Regions from separate parts of the Homo sapiens genome. Here region 1 is linked to region 2. A link is a loop called in an ENCODE intact Hi-C map of the cell type or tissue named here. Cell type or tissue: mammary epithelial cell. All regions are shown on one strand. Each heading gives the region's core, and the rest is flanking DNA. Links, peaks and the distances in the headings are about the cores only.

Region 1 (2,906 bases), core at 281-2,780, 610 kb before region 2:
CATTAATTCATCAAATTTCACAGATTCAGACCTGTGAGGCTCTGTTAACACCCCTCAAGATACTGAGGCACAGAGAGTTTCAGTAGCTTGCCCAAGACCACACAGTAAGTGGAAATGCTGGCATTTTGTTGGCTCCAGTGGGCACTTAGCCATGGTGCTCCACTGTCTCTTGTTTAATTCAGAGAATAATAAACCAATCAGAGGAGCTCATTTTATGTGTTAGGTTGATGCAAAAGTCATTGCAGTTTTTGCCATTTTATTTTATTTTATTTTAAGTATTTTGAGACAGAGTTTCACTCTTGCTGCCCAGGCTGGAGTGCAATGGTGTGATCTCAGCTCACCACAACCTCCACCTCCAGGGTTCAAGTGATTCTCCTGCCTTAGCCTCCCAAGTAGCTGGGATTACAGGCATGTACCACCACACCTGGCTAATTTTGTATTTTTAGTAGAGATAGGGTTTCTCCATGTTGGTCAGGCTGGTCTCAAACTCCCGACCTCAGGTGATCCACCTGCCTTGGCTTCCCAAAGTGCTGGGATTACAGGCGTGAGCCACTGAGCCCAGCCAGTTGTTGCCATTTTAATTGGAAAATATAAGCTCAGTGAAGCAAAATGACTTGCTTGCTACCCCGCAGCTAGTGAGTGACAGACACTAGGTCCAGGCTCTTCCTGACTAGTGTCCAGGCTCTTTCCACGCTTAATCCCGCCTTTGATTTTTCTCTCTATCCAGGTTTCCTGGTTTATGTTCCCTCTGGCCATCCCACATCCTCTTACACCTGCTCTTCTTGTTCTTCCCGGCCGTTACTGCTTCCCTTAGCATTGTTACAGCTATTTTTTAGCCTTTATCAACAACAGTATTTAAAATAATGAAAGTTATCAGTGCTGTTTAAGGATCTTTTCTGAAACAAAGGGGAGTGTTACAATGTTCTTCTTTTCATCTCCAAAGACAGTTGACTACTAGTTTTCCTCCCTCCTTCTATCCTTTCTTTAGTGGGATTACTTATGTAAAGGATGGGAGATGGGGTGAAAGGGGAGTTCAATCTGGGCCTTAAAAGCTGAGAAATAGGCCAGGCACTGTGGTTCACGTCTGTAATCCCAGCATTTTGGGAGGCTGAGGCGAGAGAATCACTTGAGTCCAGGAGTTTGAGACCAGGCTGGCCAACATGGCGAAACTGTGTCTCTACAAAAAATAAATTAGCCAGACGTGGCGGTGCATGCCTATAGTCCCAGCTACTCGGGAGGCTGAGGTAGGAGGACTGCTTGAGCCCGCGAGGGTCAAGGCTGGCCGAGAATGCACCACTGCACTCCAGCCTGGGCGCTGGGCTACAGCAAGCACCACCCTGTCTCCAAAAAAACAGCTGAGAAATGTGACATTTGTGCAGAGACTCTGTGGCCACTAGGGGGCAATGTGAGCCCACCTTTGTGAATGCAGATGTCCAGCACCATGGACACTCCCACAACCAAGAAATCTTCCAGTAGTATCCCTACGGGAGCATCAATCTCAGGACTGAACAACAGTAACCACCCTTCTACCAAAAGCTCCTGAGTGAGATCCCCAAAGAAACCCCTCAGGATCCAAGGGGAGCCTGGTTTGTGGGACTCCCAGTTTGGGGGACTCCCTGCTATGCTGTTGCCCTGAAAACACAGCTCCCCATGCGTGCCCCTCATCACAGGCTCTGCCCTCAGCTGCCTCATTGGGCCTCTTACCATTCTTTCAAATTCAGCTGGCCTTGCCTCTGTTTGTTCCAGCTTCCTTAAAGCAGTCTGTCCACTGCCCATCTTTGTTCCTCTGTGCTTTTTTTTTTTTTTTTTTTTTTTGAGACAGGGTGTCACTCTGTTGCCCATGCTGGAGTGTTGTTCCTCTGTCTTCTTTTTTTTTTTTTTTTTTTTTTTTGAGACAGGGTCTCACTCTGTTGCCCAGGCTGGAGTGCAGTGATGCAATCTCGGCTCACTGCAGCCTCAATTTCCTGGGTCAGGCGATGTTCCTGCCTCAGCCTCCCAAGCTGCTGGGACTACAGGTGCACATCACCATGCCAGCCTAATTTTATTTTTTGTAGAGATGGGGTCTCACTATGTTGTCCAGGCTGGTCTCCAACTTGGTCTCGGCCCAGGTGATCTTCCTGCCTTGGCCTCCCAAGGTGCTGAAATTGCAGGCATCAGCCACCGTGTTCAGCCTCTGCCTGCTTTTTTATTTTTATTTTTAGAGACAGAATCTTGCTCTGTTGCCCAGGTTGGAGGGCAGTGGTGCAATCATAGCCCACTACAGCCTCAAACTCCTGGGCTCAAAGGATCCTCCGGCCTCAGCCTCCCAAGTAGCTACAACTACAGGCATGTACCATCATGCCAGACAAATGTTATTAAAAACAAATTTTTTTTAGAGACAGGGTCTGGTCATGTTGCCTATGCTGGTCTTGAACTCCTGGCATCAAAGTGATCTTTTGCCTTGGGCTCCCAAAGTGTGGGGATTATAGGCATGAGCCACTATGCCCAGCCTACTTTTGTTTTTAAGAAATTGAAACGATATAGAAAAGTACAAAGAACAACCTAATAAACACTCATATTCCCACCACTCAGAATTATCAACTTTTTATCATTTTATCATATTTGCTTCAGATCTTTTTTTTTTTTTAAAGAAAAGTATAACAGATTTAGCTAAAGTACCCTTTGACCAATACCCCACCCCACTCTCCCCGCTGCTCAAAAGGAAAGCAAGCCTGGGCACAGTGGCTAGCACCTGTAATCACAGCACTTTGAGAGGTTGAGGTGGGTGAATCACGAGCTCAGGAGTTCAAGACCAGCCTGGTTAGCATGGTGAAACCCCATCTCTACTCAAAATAAAAAAAAAATCAGCTGGATGTGGTAATGCGTGCCTGTAATCCCAGCTACTCGGGAGGCTGAGGGAGGAGAAT
Region 2 (2,906 bases), core at 297-2,796:
GGTGCGTAGCAGGCCCTGATGCGCTGCTTACAGAATTGAGGAAAGCAGAGGCAAGGCTGCCCACAAGGAGGCCGCAGCTTCTTCAAGGAGCCTCTTGCCGCGTGCTGGCTGGCCTTGGTGGCCAGGACCCCAGGAGAGGAAGCTGAGGGAGGCCTGAATGCCAGCCGCACCTGGCATCCGGCACCCCCTTCTAGGTTCATTGCCAAGTACCGGCAGCCAGAAGGGTGTAGTTTTCTCTTAGGGAGTCCAAGTCCGTTGTTGCCACCTCTGACCCCTCGACACCAGGTCCTGGGAGCCAAGTCTTGAGCCCCAAAGAGCTCTGAGGAGCCCAGGTCCACAGAAGTGCCCTTTTTTTGAAAATAAACACCCTTCACTACATAGGTACACACACGCGCGCGTGCAGACACACATGCACACACACACATACACACAGCCAGAGGGAAATGCTCCTATCTTTTATCTTCTAACATTAAATCCCTGGTCAGGATAACTATTCAGTCCCAAGACGTTGGGGGGTGCACACACAGTACACCCTGAGGCCCGAGAGAGCAGGCTTGGGCCCAAGTTGCACTGTCCGGGACTCAGGGGGGATGAGCCCCTGAGATGCTACTTACAAATAGGGCTGCTCAGCCTGCCAGGGGGCTGCAAGGCCTCTGCAGCTCCAGGGATTGTGGGAGTCAGAAAAATCCTTTGTCTTGGTTCTGGGTGGGAAGCGGGACACCCCCAGATCCAGTGTCACAGCCACTCATTCCCAGGAGGACAGAGCAGTCTTCAGAGCCAGCAAGAAAGCTGTGGGGCTCAGAGCCCACTAGCTTTCTTTTCCAGGACAACGTGCCTCAGAAACCCCGGTCCCCTTCCCAGGAAAGGAACAATGACTCAGGCAGGTAGTGACAAGCCACCTGCCACTTGGGAAACAGCTAGACTGAGGCTGAGAGGTTGAGTGGTGCTGGGTGAGATTACTGGGGTTGGTGGAGGGGGGAGGTCGGGGGACCCAAGTGCCGGCGACTGCACTGAGACTTCTCCTGGGAGGGGTTTAAAAGCAGCTGCCTTATTGAGATCAATGGAATGACTGCTCACGTGACCCATGTACCTCTTAAGTCCCCTTCAGGCTGGAAAGTGCTCTACACCCCCAATGCTCTGAGTCTAAAAACTCTAAACCTGTGTTGAAACGCTGGTGTTTCGTGGTTAATATACAGCATCCTCTCTCAGTTACTCTATCCTATGACGGGGCACTGTTTCGCAGCCTGGGTGGAGTTGAGTCACAAGGTGGCAGAGTCAGAACCTACTAGTCTAGGGATGTCAGTTTACAGCTCAGTACCCAAGGTCCATGAAAGCCCAGTGAGGAGCCTGAAGTTGCACAGCTAAAGGAAGGGCTGGGACTCGAACTCATGGCTCTGTGGTTCAGTCCTTTGGCTAAAGGGTCCATGAACGCCACCCACAAAGAATGTATTGAATGTTTTGCTTCTGGGCTCTGGAGGCATCCAGGGTAGCTGGGGGGTTCCCTGCCAGTGAGGAGGGAGCAGGCACTGGCACACCATTCCTCAGTAGCCCGACCTCATTCAATCTGGCAGGTAGGTATGAAGCCGGGTCAACCGGCGCGAATGCATCAGCATGTAGGGAAGGAGAAAAAGGAGTTTAGGGGAATAAGGAGAAAACAGTGGAAAAGAGCTGGAATGAGAACACGCGAACAAAGCAACACTATTTCCTTTGTCTTAAGGTCCTGCTAACAAAACCGTCTCCATTAGACTGAGCGGCATCGCCATCTGGTGGTAACTAAAGGCAAACGCTTTAGAAAGGAATCGAAACGGTCTAATCCAGCGATTAGCATTTTACCATGCAAAACCCACCGTTCCTCATCTCCCAGGAGGCTTAGCACTTGGCAGAGGACCACCTGTTTAGGCAGATCAGTCCCAGCAGGAAGCTGCACTGTCCTTGAACTCCAGGCCACGGAGTATCCTCACTCAGCGTGAGTTGACAGGGCTTAGAAGGTTTAGGCATGGGGGTAGATAGGGACCTTCGGGCTTTCCACGGCTCTAGTGGAGGAGCCTCACAGCCCCGTTCATAGCCAGCAGTTGTGCATCTGAGTTCCAGGTTCAAGGACAGGCCTCTGGGCAGAGCCTCTTGGTTATTACTGCCTAAGGGTGCCACTCCCTTCCCAAACTAATTTAGTCATCTGCATTCTAAGAGCTGCTCAGCCAAAAGAAGCCAGCGTCTGCTGCTCAAAGGAGCCAGAACAGAGAGGGTATTTTAGAAAACCAGCTGAGAGTAATCATGAGGGCTATTATCTTATTGATCAAGGTCCAGCCATTTGCCAAGGTATATACACGTTTATTTAAAAAAGTTTACAGTTTTCATTATACACAACTATTAAGAGGTTATAGTCAGAGGAGGCATGTGTCCTGTTGACAGACGTGCCTACTAGATCATCACAATGCAAGGAGAAAGGTGGAAGGGAGGAGACAGGGCGAGGAAAAATAAGCGATAAAAAGCTTCAGATTTCAGTTAGGGGCTGGCAGTCCCTTTTATCTTTTCAAGTATCACACAATATGTACCAAATACAATCTGTAAATAATGGCCATTTCTTCCCAAGCCCACAGCCAAGATGAGTGTTAGGCTAAATTCAGAGCCCTGGCTCTTCCTCAGATGAGTGGAAAACCTGCGCATGACAGGGCCGGCTCCCCCTTCTCAAAGGGCTTCCTCCCACTCATCCCATCCCTAACAGAATCGCCGAGGTGTTCACGGGCCAGAGAAAGCACAAACATGGATTCAGAAGTCCAAAGAAATGCAGTTCGTTGCGCCCAATCAGAGATAGATGATTTCATTCAACAAGGCTGGAAGCCCAGTTGGGAAGTCGATAAAAAATCTTGCTAACTTTTTTAAATGGCTTTTACTTTTCTAAGTCACTG

What was found. Peaks named below come from ENCODE experiments on the same cell type or tissue, not always from the same donor. Only the 100,000 strongest peaks of a DNase experiment are listed, where the experiment ranks them.
Region 1: a loop joins it to region 2, with 10 times the contacts of the local background. A loop is called at or near these places in 12 of 110 quality-filtered maps.

What each region holds. Positions count from the first base shown.
Region 1 is chr7:129,217,334-129,220,239 of GRCh38, forward strand. No RefSeq gene overlaps it. Among named protein-coding and RNA genes, the nearest start is that of AHCYL2, 6.2 kb to the right of the region's middle. RefSeq lists an enhancer at 1,378-1,427. In mammary epithelial cell, for the core only: a CTCF peak has its summit at 1,395 (motif pointing right); a DNase peak (open chromatin) is centred at 1,418.
Region 2 is chr7:129,828,425-129,831,330 of GRCh38, forward strand. UBE2H (ubiquitin conjugating enzyme E2 H) reads right to left here. Exons shown (of 7, transcript NM_003344.4): 7 at 2,308-2,906. Among named protein-coding and RNA genes, the nearest start is that of MIR183, 55 kb to the left of the region's middle. In mammary epithelial cell, for the core only: a CTCF peak has its summit at 1,766 (motif pointing left); DNase peaks (open chromatin) are centred at 1,777 and 2,137; H3K4me3 peaks cover 139 bases; H3K27ac peaks cover 1,571 bases.